Linked DNA regions of Homo sapiens: region 2 is linked to region 1. A link is a loop called in an ENCODE intact Hi-C map of the cell type or tissue named here. Cell type or tissue: IMR-90. All regions are shown on one strand. Links, peaks and the distances in the headings refer to the core of each region. The heading gives the core; the rest is flanking DNA.

Region 1 (2,923 bases), core at 141-2,640:
ACTTCCTAAGAGTTTGCACACCCCCTCCCCACTACATTTTCTCCACATAGATTCAGTTCTAGCCTTTTTTACTGGTCCATTCTCAAGCTGCCAATAAAGACGTACCCAAGTCTGGGTAATTTATAAAGAAAAGGTTTAACTGACTCACAGTTCCACAGTGCTGAGGAGGCCTCAGGAAACTTACAATCACGGTGGAAGGAAAAGCAAACACATCCTTCTTCACATGGTGTCATGAGGGAGAAGTGCTGAGTGAAGCAGGGAAAAGCCCATTATAAACCCATCAGATCTTGTGAGAACTCACTTACTATCACAAGAAGAGCGTGAGGGTAACCACCCCCATGATTAAATTACCTCCCACTGAGTCCCTCCCACAACATGTGGGGATCATGGGAAATACAATTCAAGATGAGAAGTGGGTAGGGACACAGCCAAACCGTATCACCCTTAAACTACAAACTCACCTTGGCAGGTTGCCGAGTGGAGGGATATTCTAAATGGGATTTCTGTGAGACGGTAGAAAATAATAACAGAGCATCTACACTTTTTCAAACATTTTTTTTACAAATATTATTTCATTTAATCATCACAATACTGTGAAGCAGGCATCATTATCATCACGATTCTCAATTGACAGGTAGGTTATTGGAGGCTGATTGGCTTACGTGACTTCCAATGTGCTATGGAGGTGCCCAGGGTGTAAAGTTCAACAGATCTATCTTGCTCTGCCGCTCTGAGCAGGCCTTTAGCAAATACTGTGATAATTTGCTAAGGTAAGTACCTGCTTGTCCCCTGCAGCTGGGGTCCATGACTGAGCCCCCCTACTGTGACAGCTGACTCACGCCTGGGTGGCTCGGAGTGTCTCTGTTTGCTGTATATGCAGCTATTTGTATTCAATTACTAAAAATTTAGTTCGTCTGTGAAATAATTGTCCATCTCTCCCCCCAAAAAAGGCCAACTGCTAGTGCAGATGATGAAAATGATGAAAAAGTGAGACAAGCTAAGGCACGTAGGTTTCTTCGCCAGAATATAAAAGTGAGTAAACTAAAGAGAGAAATGAATTCAGCAGTGGCTGAGATCTGAGGAATGAACAAGTTCACCAATTTCTCTCTACAGAAATGAGAAAAAGACATTTGTGAAACTGTTGCAAATGATCCAGCCAGTGAAAAAATTGCTCATCAAGTGAGAGATAAGACTTAAGTGAAAACTGAAAAGGGGGTTAATGTGTGGAGTGAGAACATGCACAGGAAACACACGACTTATGATGGAAACGGGGCTCGGCAGGAAGCCCAGATCCTGTACAAACATTTCCATGAAGCAGCAGATGGGAAGGCTCCAGAGTGGCTCCTCAACCAACCTTTGCTGTGAGTGCAATTGACTGGAAAACTTGAAGAAGCATTTCTTTTTTTTTTTGGATGATGCAAAGTAACGAGGAGAAATGGCACCCGTTAACCTCTTGGTTGATGTCCAGTTTTCTTCTGCACTCAGAAGGATCCTCAAGAGGAACGTGGTAGACCAGAAGAAGAGTCAGGCACTGCTTTAGACACCTCTATTGGGGCCAAAGTGTCTTCTGAACACAGGTATCCAGGAGGAAAACGAACTCTAAGATTAAAGGCAGCCAAAGACAGAGTCTTCTAGACTTTGGGGACATGGTGGGCTTTAAGGGGGAGCCACGTTTGCTGAACCATTCTTTAAACCCCCAGACATTTAGGAGTAAGGCTAAAAACTTCATAGCCATGTAGTAACAATGTAGGAAAACAATGTTGGGATCATGGCACATTTCCTTTTGCCCAGGACAACTATGTTGTCCGAGTAGAATTTGGATTTCTAAAGGTCTCAAGACCCTTGTCTCCTGCTGTAGCTGGGGATGTGGATCCTAAAAACACCCTGGTAAGAGGTGGGTGGGCCATGCTTCAAACACAGATAAACTTGACTCCAAAATCTAGGCCCTTTTGACTCTTCTCTATCAACTTTTTCAGACGTTGGTCAGGCAAACTTATTCCCCAAGACCATGGAATTGGGGCTAAGATTTATGCAAAGGTCTAGAGTTCTTTTCTGGTCCCTCAGCCCTTCCTTCCCTCTACTCTACTGCTGGGGAGTTGTGGGCAGTTTGCTAAATGGCACCTCCATCTAGGCACATCATATATAATAGAGCAAACTCTCATAATGTGATAAGCTCCATTTTGATTTTATATGTTTTAAAGATATTTTTCTATCAATACCGTTCACAATTTAATTACAATAATTAACATAGTTTTCCAATATTATTTTTGCATTTGATTATATGCCTAAAAATGTTGCAGCTGTGTTTACCTATATGCCTTTTGTCTTAGGCTTCATTTAAAATGAGAAGTAAATATCATTTTTATATATAGCTTTCCACTTGCTTTGTGAACTATTTTCATAATACCCCAATTTAGCCACAAACATCCTCTGGTGTGCTCAGATCTCTCCAATTAGGGTGAGAGGGGGACAGAAATCAGGGGACAACATCGGTTCCCTGGCCTTAGCAAGCAACGATTCCAAGTGCTAGGAAAATAAATATATTTTTCTTCATAAAAACAATGTAGATAATTTGCAGTCCTATTTGGCGATCCATATCGTTGCAGGCAAAATGGAACAAAACAAAATCCTTTTTGGCGACTCTACCTTAGAGGAGGGAAAGAAAGCGAGTTACTGACCAGAAGCCAATTTCATCTTGACTGTTTGGAAAAAAAGAAAAAGACAAAGCCTTTTAAAGACCATATGGCACAATTCAACAGCAGATCAGAGCATTAGGCTGCTTCTCCACGTGGAGTCTGGGTTAGGGCTGGAGCACACTGTGGATGCCGCAGGGAGGAAGCGAGGTCGAATTGTCAACTCAGAGTCCTGCCTAGATCTAGACCATGGCAATTAGCATCTGGAACGTCAGACAGATTCTGGAGTC
Region 2 (2,923 bases), core at 211-2,710, 180 kb after region 1:
ACTATGTTCACTCTTTCAAGTAATATTTCCATGAAGGCAGAAACAATACTGGTTTAATATGGAAATAAACAAACACACAACCTGAAAACACCTGAGAGGTTGGCCAACATTTCCAGGGAACCAGGTAAACTGTTCTTCCCAAGATGAGATAGCAGAAACCAGTGCAAATTTTCACAGATGCAGGAGCAATGAACCAGAGTTTCTCTGATTTATTTGGTAGCAGATGTTCTTTCTGTTCTCTGACCTCTGTCCTGGGGACGGCAATTTAGAAAATGAAGGGGTGGTAGCACATGATTATGTCACATACACTTATTTAATCGAAATGATCTCATTTTGTAATAGAGACTGAAAACAGAGAGAGAGCTCTGAGTGGCAGCTGTTGCTGTCCTCCATGGGCCCTTCACCTGGACTCTGGCCTCGTGGATAATTCTTTATTGTTCTCTTTTTCTAGCATTCTTGGTCTTTTTTTCTCTTTACTTCCCCCGCGCTCCATGGTTTCAAGACTACTTGTCTTCCTTCTCCAGCAGTTAAATTTTAATTATCCCTTTCTTCAAAATCTCATGGTATAGAATTTGTTTTACTTACATAAATTCTGTTCAATCTATAATTTCAGGCATCCTGCTACAGGCTGTGTGCAGGAACATCCTCAGCCCATGCTCAGAATCTACCTCCCTTGTTGCTCATCGGAATCCTCCAGCTCTGTAATTTCATGAACTAGGACTGAAGCTTCTGTGCCCTGCAGTGTGTTCTCCTTAGCCTGGATGTGCTGTAAATTATTTGATAAAGTTAAAGATTTTGTCCTCCACCCCTTTCAGAATTTCTGTTTTTTGGGTCAGACCTGACTGCACTGATGCAGATTCTCCACAGATGCAAGTTTCCTCCCGAAAGACAGATTTTTGGGGCTGATTCTGGTTGCCGGCTCTTTCAACACCCATCTCAAAATATGTCACAGAAGCCTATTTTGGGGTGAAACATTTTGATTTTCTTCACTGTAATCCATCCTTTCCTCTTTCTTGGTTTAGTTCCTTATTTATTGTAGTCCATGTTCCATCAAAGATTTCATGGGAAGAAAAATTTTGAGAACTTGTTTATCTGAAGGCATCATTATATTCTTTCACTTAATTGATGGTTTGAGTGCAAATAACGTTGCAGGTGAAAAATAATTTTTCCTATTATAATGTTAAAGATGCTGCTCTTTTTTTCTAGATTCTTCTGTTGCTGTTGAAAAACTCTTGTTTCTATTACTTCTTGCTAAGTAGCAAATCATCTCAGATCTTAGTGTGTAAAACAATGATTTTTTTAAATTTTATTTTCAGTTCAGGGGTACAAGTACAGGTTTTACATAGGGAAACTTGTGTCATGGGGATTTGTTGAGTAGATTATTTCATTATCCAAGTATTAAACCTAGTACTCTTTAGTTATTTTTCCTGATCCTCTACCTCCTCCCACCCTTCATCTTCCACCCTCCACCCTCCAAAAGGCCTCAGTGTGTTGTTCCCCTCTATCTACCTGTATGTTTTCATCACTTAGCTTCCACTTATAAGTGAGAAAATATGGTATTTGGATTTCTGTTCCTCTGTTAGTTTGCTAAAGCCTCCATATCCATTCATGTCCCTGCAAAGGACATGATCTTGTTCTTTTTTATGGCTGCACAGCATTCCATGGTGTATATGTACCACATTTTCTTTATCCAGTCCATTGTTAAAACAATGATTTATTACCTCTTATAATTCTCTGGGTTGGTTGTCAGTTTTCTGGATGGATTCACATGTGCTATCTAACATGACACACCCAGCTGAACTGAGCTCAACTAGGAGGGTGAGATGGCTGAGTCTTTCTCTGCTTGTGATGCTTCATCCCTGAGGGGACTTGTCTGGGCTGGGCCTCTTTCACATGCAGTCACCAGTGCTCCAGAAAGGCAAGACCCCAAGCACAATACCAGTTTTTTAATCATTTACTTGTATCACATTTGCTGATGCCTCATTGGCCAGAACAACATCCATGGCCAAACCCGGCATCAGTTTGAGAGATGATTATACATGTGCATGGGTACTGGGAGATGCGATTCACCTGGCATCTTTAGTGTAACAATCTGCAATAATCTAGCCTCTGGCCCCAACGGTACATGTTCCTTCATATGGAAAACATACTCATGACCCCTAAAAACTCATCAAACCACAACATTGAGCTTAAAGTCCACTGATCTTATTATCTACATTAGCCCCAGGTGTGGGTTAGGCTCTGTAGATGCTTCTCTCTTTGATTCAGAGATGCATGAATTGAAAAAACATGCTATCTGCCTTCTACACATCTATACATGATGATGAGACAAGGGCAGGACATGTGCAATAGACATCCCTATTAAAAAGGAGGAGGAACAAGAAGAACATAGAGGTCACTGGTCCATAGCATTTCTGAAATCCAGCTGATCACATATTGTAAGGAACCTGTGTCTGGGCACAGAAAATTTTTCTTTATTAGGCTCAGTTCTGTCCCTTGGAAGTAGTTCTGTGGTTAATGGTTTCCCATGTTTCTTAAAGAAATCCTCTGGGATTCTTACCTCTGAAACATGTATTTCTTCCTATATAAAATAGGTCATATTTTCACCTGAAGAGCCTCCTTGTTTCCTGCAGAAAGTTGAGAGCTCGAGAGCATCTTTATTTTTTGAGTGATTTCTACCTCTTTTATTCCAAACTTACACAACTCCTTTAAAAAGTTTGTGGGCATTTTATAAATCTGATTGTGATTCACTCCATGTCCCAAAAACCACACCCATGATTCTTTTTTGGAGAACCATAGGCCATATGTACAGCTGCAGTGAAATAACGCTTTTAAGAGTCTTAGAAGGGTTTTTCTCTAGCTGAAGGAGTCTTCTAAGCAGAGGTCTTTTCAGGGTCTTAACAAAGGATCTTATGAACATATC

Evidence for each region. Peaks named below come from ENCODE experiments on the same cell type or tissue, not always from the same donor. Only the 100,000 strongest peaks of a DNase experiment are listed, where the experiment ranks them.
Region 2: a loop joins it to region 1, with 2.0 times the contacts of the local background. A loop is called at or near these places in 1 of 110 quality-filtered maps.

What each region holds. Positions count from the first base shown.
Region 1 is chr2:7,929,323-7,932,245 of GRCh38, reverse strand. The region is part of intron 2 of LINC00298 (long intergenic non-protein coding RNA 298); the gene reads left to right. Among named protein-coding and RNA genes, the nearest start is that of LINC00298, 46 kb to the left of the region's middle. In IMR-90, for the core only: no CTCF peak of the experiment used is centred there; a DNase peak (open chromatin) is centred at 1,275.
Region 2 is chr2:7,753,472-7,756,394 of GRCh38, reverse strand. No RefSeq gene overlaps it. Among named protein-coding and RNA genes, the nearest start is that of LINC01871, 29 kb to the right of the region's middle. In IMR-90, for the core only: no CTCF peak of the experiment used is centred there; no DNase peak of the experiment used is centred there.